2 separate regions of the Homo sapiens genome follow, and region 2 is linked to region 1. A link is a contact called in ENCODE Hi-C or POLR2A ChIA-PET data. All regions are on one chromosome and are shown on one strand. Each heading gives the region's core, a stretch centred on a gene start or an enhancer-like site at or near the end of the contact. The rest is flanking DNA. Distances are from core to core; before and after follow the strand shown. Region 1 holds the start of CAPN7 (calpain 7). Region 2 holds the start of RFTN1 (raftlin, lipid raft linker 1).

The links. Hi-C counts contacts between places; a loop is a spot of excess contacts on that map. ChIA-PET counts read pairs that join two places held with the same protein, here RNA polymerase II (POLR2A). Pooled maps may share reads with other maps.
Region 2: a loop to region 1 is called in a pooled map, with 10 times the contacts of the local background. The contact joins the promoter of RFTN1 here to the promoter of CAPN7 in region 1. A Hi-C loop is called at or near these places in 2 of 37 single-sample maps with no recorded cell type and 8 of 50 pooled maps. POLR2A ChIA-PET finds 5 or more read pairs at or near these places in 2 of 52 experiments (HEK293 and activated T-cell).

What each region holds. Positions count from the first base shown.
Region 1 is chr3:15,204,996-15,207,728 of GRCh38, reverse strand. CAPN7 (calpain 7) reads right to left here and starts at 1,483. Exons shown (of 21, transcript NM_014296.3): 1 at 1,132-1,483. The coding sequence starts at 1,233. It also overlaps the pseudogene COL6A4P1. RefSeq lists a silencer at 1,258-1,777.
Region 2 is chr3:16,512,233-16,514,956 of GRCh38, reverse strand. RFTN1 (raftlin, lipid raft linker 1) reads left to right here and starts at 1,258. Exons shown (of 10, transcript NM_015150.2): 1 at 1,258-1,515. RefSeq lists silencers at 1,029-1,098, 1,129-1,488 and enhancers at 1,779-1,858, 2,409-2,724.

The DNA of each region.
Region 1 (2,733 bases), core at 234-2,733:
AAGACAGTAATATTGATGATCCTGACGAGGTGTAGGCCTAGGCTAACGTGTGCCTTAGTTTTTAACTAAAGAATAAAAAAAAAAAAAGAAACAAAAAAACTTACCAAATAAAGATATAAAGAAAATGTTTGTGTAACTGCACAATAAGTTCGTTTTAAGCTATTACAAAAGAGTTAAAAAGTTAAGAAAATTTAGAAGTTTATAAAGTAAAAGGGTTACCGTAAGCTAAGGTTAGTTTATTACTGAAGAAAGATTAAAAAAATTTAGCGTAGCCTAAGGGTACACTGCTTATAAAGTCTACAAGAGTAGAGCAGTGAATGTCCCAGGCCTTCACATTCACTCACCACTACTCACCAACTCAGAGCAACTTCCAGTCCTGCAAGCTCCTTTTGTGGGTAAGTGCCCCACACTGGTGTAGTATTTTTTTTTTATCTTTTATGCTGCATGTTTACTGTACCTTTTCTATGTTTAGATGCACAAATACTTACCACTGCATGTAACTGCACACACCACTGAGTACAGCAACACGCTGCGCAGGCCTGTAACCTAGGAGCAACAGGCCATGCCATACAGCTTAGGTGTGGAACAGGCTGTACCATTCAGGCTTGTGTAAGCGCTTTCTACGGTGTTCGCACAACAACAAAATGGCCTAAGAACACATTTCTCAGAAAATATCACATCGCTAAGGACGCATGACTGTATGTCAAATGCTATGACAGGAGATGGTTTTTATTCTTTTTAAGTTTATTTAACGAGCATGCATTATTTTGATATATATCACAGGCCATTTCCCGCTAGCTGTAAATCAGAGTCAAGTGACAGCAAGAATTGGCTACTAACTACCCATATCTAACACCTGCCCCCCAAAGCGGCTCAACGGTGGGCATTTGCCAGTCAGGACTACAGGTGGAGGAGCGGCGGCTGCAAGCCGCGACCCAGCCTCCCCGCAGCCTCAGCGTCGGCCTCTGCACTCGGGCTTGCCGCTCCCAACAAGAGGAGGGCCGGGAGGCGGACGAGGGAAAAGCAAAGCCGGGGCCGCTAGCCTCCGCACCCGGATCCCGCCCCTCGGCCGCAGGCCCGGGCCGCACTCCGACTGAGCAACTCCGACCGAAGCGCCGGGCCCGGCCCTACCTTGTAATAAAACACCGCCTCGGAGTAGCGGCCTTCGTGGTCGCGCTGAACCGCCAGACGGGCGAACTGCACAGCGTCCCGCTCCAGTGCTGTGGCGTCCATGGCGCAGTGGCCCCGCGCCGGGGCAGGGAAGGAGGCCCTGACGCAGGACGGCTCTTCGCGGACTGCGGCGGCCCGGCGGCGGCGAGGACTCGGGAGCGCCGCGGAAGGAGCGGCAAAGTTTACTTTGGACGGTGGAGGAGAGCTCGCCTTCCCGTTGCCGGGCTGGGGTCCACCGCGAAGCCGCGCCCCTCAGCCCAGACCCGGCTTGTAGCCCACCCGGCCGCCCCACTTCGCGGCCCCAGCGGCCCTCGCCCCGCCCACCAGCCGCCCGACGCAGGCGCAGCCTGGCCCTCACGAGCTCCTTAGAAGCTGGGGCCGCCGAGGCCAGGCTCGCGGGACTGCGCGGGCTGTGGGCGGGGCCGGGCCCACGCAGGAGCCGGGCCGCGGGGGCGGGGCAAAAAGGCCTGCCGCTGTGCACGTGACCGTCGCGGCGCCCGGGATTGAGCAGCTGAGGGCAGGTGCCACGTCCGAGCTGCCCACACACCGCCTTATGCGTGGCGGTGGCGGTGCAGGGCGAGGCTGTTTTCGTCGACAGTGGGCAGTAGAGGGGTACGCGCCTTACAGATCCTTTCCTCTGTTAAGTGTAAGGGATGGGAGTAAAGAGCTAAGGAAGAATGCCTCCCACCAGCATCTGACACATTAAAAAAATTACCGTGAGGACAGAGGTTCTTTAGAGTCACTCTTCGCTAACATTTATTTTCATTTGTTTTCCACAAGCTGAATCATGACCCTATAGCCCCCCACTGTACACCAAGGTCGTATTGATTGAATTGTTAACAAACAAGGTAATGTATTTCCACTTGTACTTACCCTTAGGTTAACTTGATGCTGTTGTAATTAAATACTTAATTAGGTGATTATTTGATTTATGTCTTCTCTCCCCTAAAGGTCTGAAGTCAGCAGTAATAAAAATGAATTAGTGATGGGCACCACCAAATTCATGCTGAGTCAAAGAAGTAAGAATTGAGTACATAATGTATAATTCCATCTATAAGAAACACTAGAAAACACTACGATGTTAGAAAGCAGATCAGTGGTTGGGAAGGGGATACAAAGGAATCTTTTCGGATGATGAGAATGTTTTATATCTCAATGGTGGTGTAAAAATATATACGTTTGTCAAAACTTATCAAACTACATTTTAAGTGTGTACTTTTAATTTTTTAATTATACTCTAAATTTTTTTTCAGTCATTTGGCCTGCATTTAAAATGGGACTCTAATTTCTTAGTTTAAGTGTATTTCTTCACATTTAGTGAAGTTCTTAATAACAACGGTCTCATCAGGCTGTTATAAAGACACACAGAATTTGATTTTGTGCCTGGCCCAAAGATGGCTCTCAAAGGTAGCAACTACAGTTTTATAGCTGAAGCAGGGATGCTTCCTGTCTTTACCACTTTGATCCCAGCGTTGAGCGCAAGCCTTGTTCCAGAGCAGGTGTTCAACAAATATTTTAAAATGTTGAATGAGTCAACTCCACTACTTAAATATATCTAATGTG
Region 2 (2,724 bases), core at 9-2,508, 1.3 Mb before region 1:
AGGGAAAGGAGAAAAACAAATAAAAACAAAACAGTGGTGAGGGAGGGGGAGCAAAACAGAACTAGAAAGGCTATGGAAAGAGAAAATAAGGAAGAAAATCTCTGAGAAGCTGTGGTAACAGGAAGAGTCCCTGAAAACAAAATAGTGCTTCCTTACTTGCTGGAGGAGTGTTATTAGTGCCAGAAGGACCTCATCGAAACACTGCTGGGCCCCTAAACCAGCCCTCCACCCTGTGTGCTCCAGTGCTTAACTTTGCCCACACAGGGTCTTCTTTGCCCAATTAGAAAATGGAGATAATTAATTAAATTATCTCACCCTTCTTGTTCTAGCCCCCTTAAAATAATGATAATAGCTAAGTTATAGAGTGGTTGCTAAACACTTTACATATAATAACCCACGAAGAAGTGCCATGTGACAAATAGGCGCAGAGCAGTTAAGTCACTTACCCAAAGTCACACAGCCAGTAAGTACTAAAGCCAGGAATCCAACCCTGATTATTTGACTTTAAAGTTCCCCCTCTTAACCCCTACACTGTAATTCTGCTTGGTTTAGTTTTACGAAGAAAATATTTTCTAATGGCTCCTTGCCTCACATCTTCACTTTACTAATGCAGCCTGGTTTACTAGTGCTTCACTCTTTATATAATTTTCTCCCTGGGTGCCTCAAGTTGCCACGCAAGGTGATTCTCCAGATCTTCTCAAACCTCTGGACATCTTAAGTAGGTAGACCAAGGGATGGCAACGGAGACAGTGGCATTACCCTTCCCTGAAGCACTAACTCGCAAGAGAGAATTTCAGCAGCACCTGAGATGTTTAGGGATGCTCCCACCTGTGGAATGGGGTCGAGAAATGGTCCTCTCTCAAGTCGGCCCCAACCCCACCCCCAGCCATCAGCACCTTGATGGCAGTCGCCCTTTCAGCATCCTGGCTCAAATCTTGAAGGATCCTTGTCTCCCAGGCGCTCTTCCTGACAGCACACAACCTTGATTAGGAGGGGCTGGGAGGGAGGATCGATGAGCCCCTGACCCCTGGGTTCTGAGGCTGCCAGGGTCGCTTGCAGCTCGGCCGCGTGGAGGTGACCGGGCGGAACTCCGAGGGGGCGCGGGGAGAGCTGGGCGGGCCCACCGCTCCAGCGGCTGCTGTCAGGGGCCGCGAGGCTTTCCCTGAAGATGCAGCGTAGCATATTTTGCACATGAGTTCAGAGGAAGAGGAAGTGTAGCCGGCGGACGCGCGGCGGCGGCGGCGGGGGCGCGTCGGGGCTGGAGCCGGAGCGCGCCGGGCGCTGGGCGCAGCGAGCGAGAGCGCGGCGGCCGCGGGCTCCGGCGAGGGACAGACGCACCGATCGCCGGAGGGACAGACACACGACCACGCGGCGCCACCGCCCACGCCTCCACCCACCGGCGCCCAAGTCCTCCCCGCGCCGCCTCCTCTGTATGGCACAAACTTTCCTCCCGGGACGGAACACGCTGCCTCAGGGAGCCCGCGACCGCGCCTTCTCCTCCGCCGGTCCCATACGGTAGGCGGCGGGGGGGGCGCGACAGGGCTTGGGGTGTCGACCGGCACAGGCCCCTCCGTTTGGCCCCATGGACCGGGTCTCTGGCGGGTAGTGGGAACCGCGCGTGGCGCCTCCCTGCAGGTTGCTCTTTGCCGGGGCTCCGGAGCTGCCAGAGCAGCACCCCCTGGCCCGCGTCGGATGGGGACCTGGGCTGATCCTTGGGACGCCTGGATCTTGGGCCAACTTTTTTTTGCGGGGAACGGGTGTAGGGGAGTCATTCCTGGAGCGATGTAGGGAGAGGCACTTCGGAGCAGCCTGTTGGGGGTCGTAGGCTCTGCAGGCTCAGAAGCGCCTAGGAAGGACGCAGAGGTGGGGGAGCTTGGAGGCTACAGGTGGGTCCAGGACACACTGCCGCTGGGGTCCTCGGAAAAGAACAGGAGGGAGCTGGTCGCGGAGTCCAGGTTTCCGGGGTGCGCGCGGCCTGGGTGGGGCAGGGTGGAGGCGGTGCCTGACTGCCCCTCTGCGTGTGCCCTGGGAGGTGGGTTTGCTCTGGGGACAGAGGTGCTGGACGTGTAGGAGCAGACATGCCGCGCGCTCCGAGGAAGCGCCGGAACCACCAGAAGCACAGGGACGCGGGTGCCGAGAGTCCCCAGCACTGAAAACGGGGATCTCCTCTTCTGTAAGGGATTTTCTTCCCTTGTCTTAACCCACTTCTCTAGACTCAAGGGACGCCAGGATGGATATGGGTCTGGGCGAGGAGGAGGTGGTTGTGTATTTCGGGAAGCCCCGTTGTCAGGCACGCGCACCCCAGTCCTAGGCCAGGGCTGGTGCCCTTCACCTCCGGTGTCGCTGCCTTTGGCAGCAAGAACCGCGTGGAGGCCAAGGTTGTAGAACCAGGCACGCTCCCTGCTGTCTGTCTGTGACTCTGTGCTTGCCCTCAGCTGCCCTGTGTGGTTATGGGTGATCCCTAGGGACGCTGGGTGGTGTCAGTGAGTTTCTTCGGGGGCTTAAAACAAACAAACAAGAAGTACTTTTTTAAAAAAAAAGTCTGGCTCAATCTCTGTCAGTGGTCACCCCAGTTTCCAGCAACTCATGTGCTGGAACCCTTGTAGTCGGTACAGCTGTTTCAGGAGCTGGGCGCTCAACTAGACTAGGCATCTTCCAACCCCTGCCATCGTGTGTCATCTCAGGATAAGTTAAGGCCTTGCCAGGAAGGAAGCCGGGTGTAAT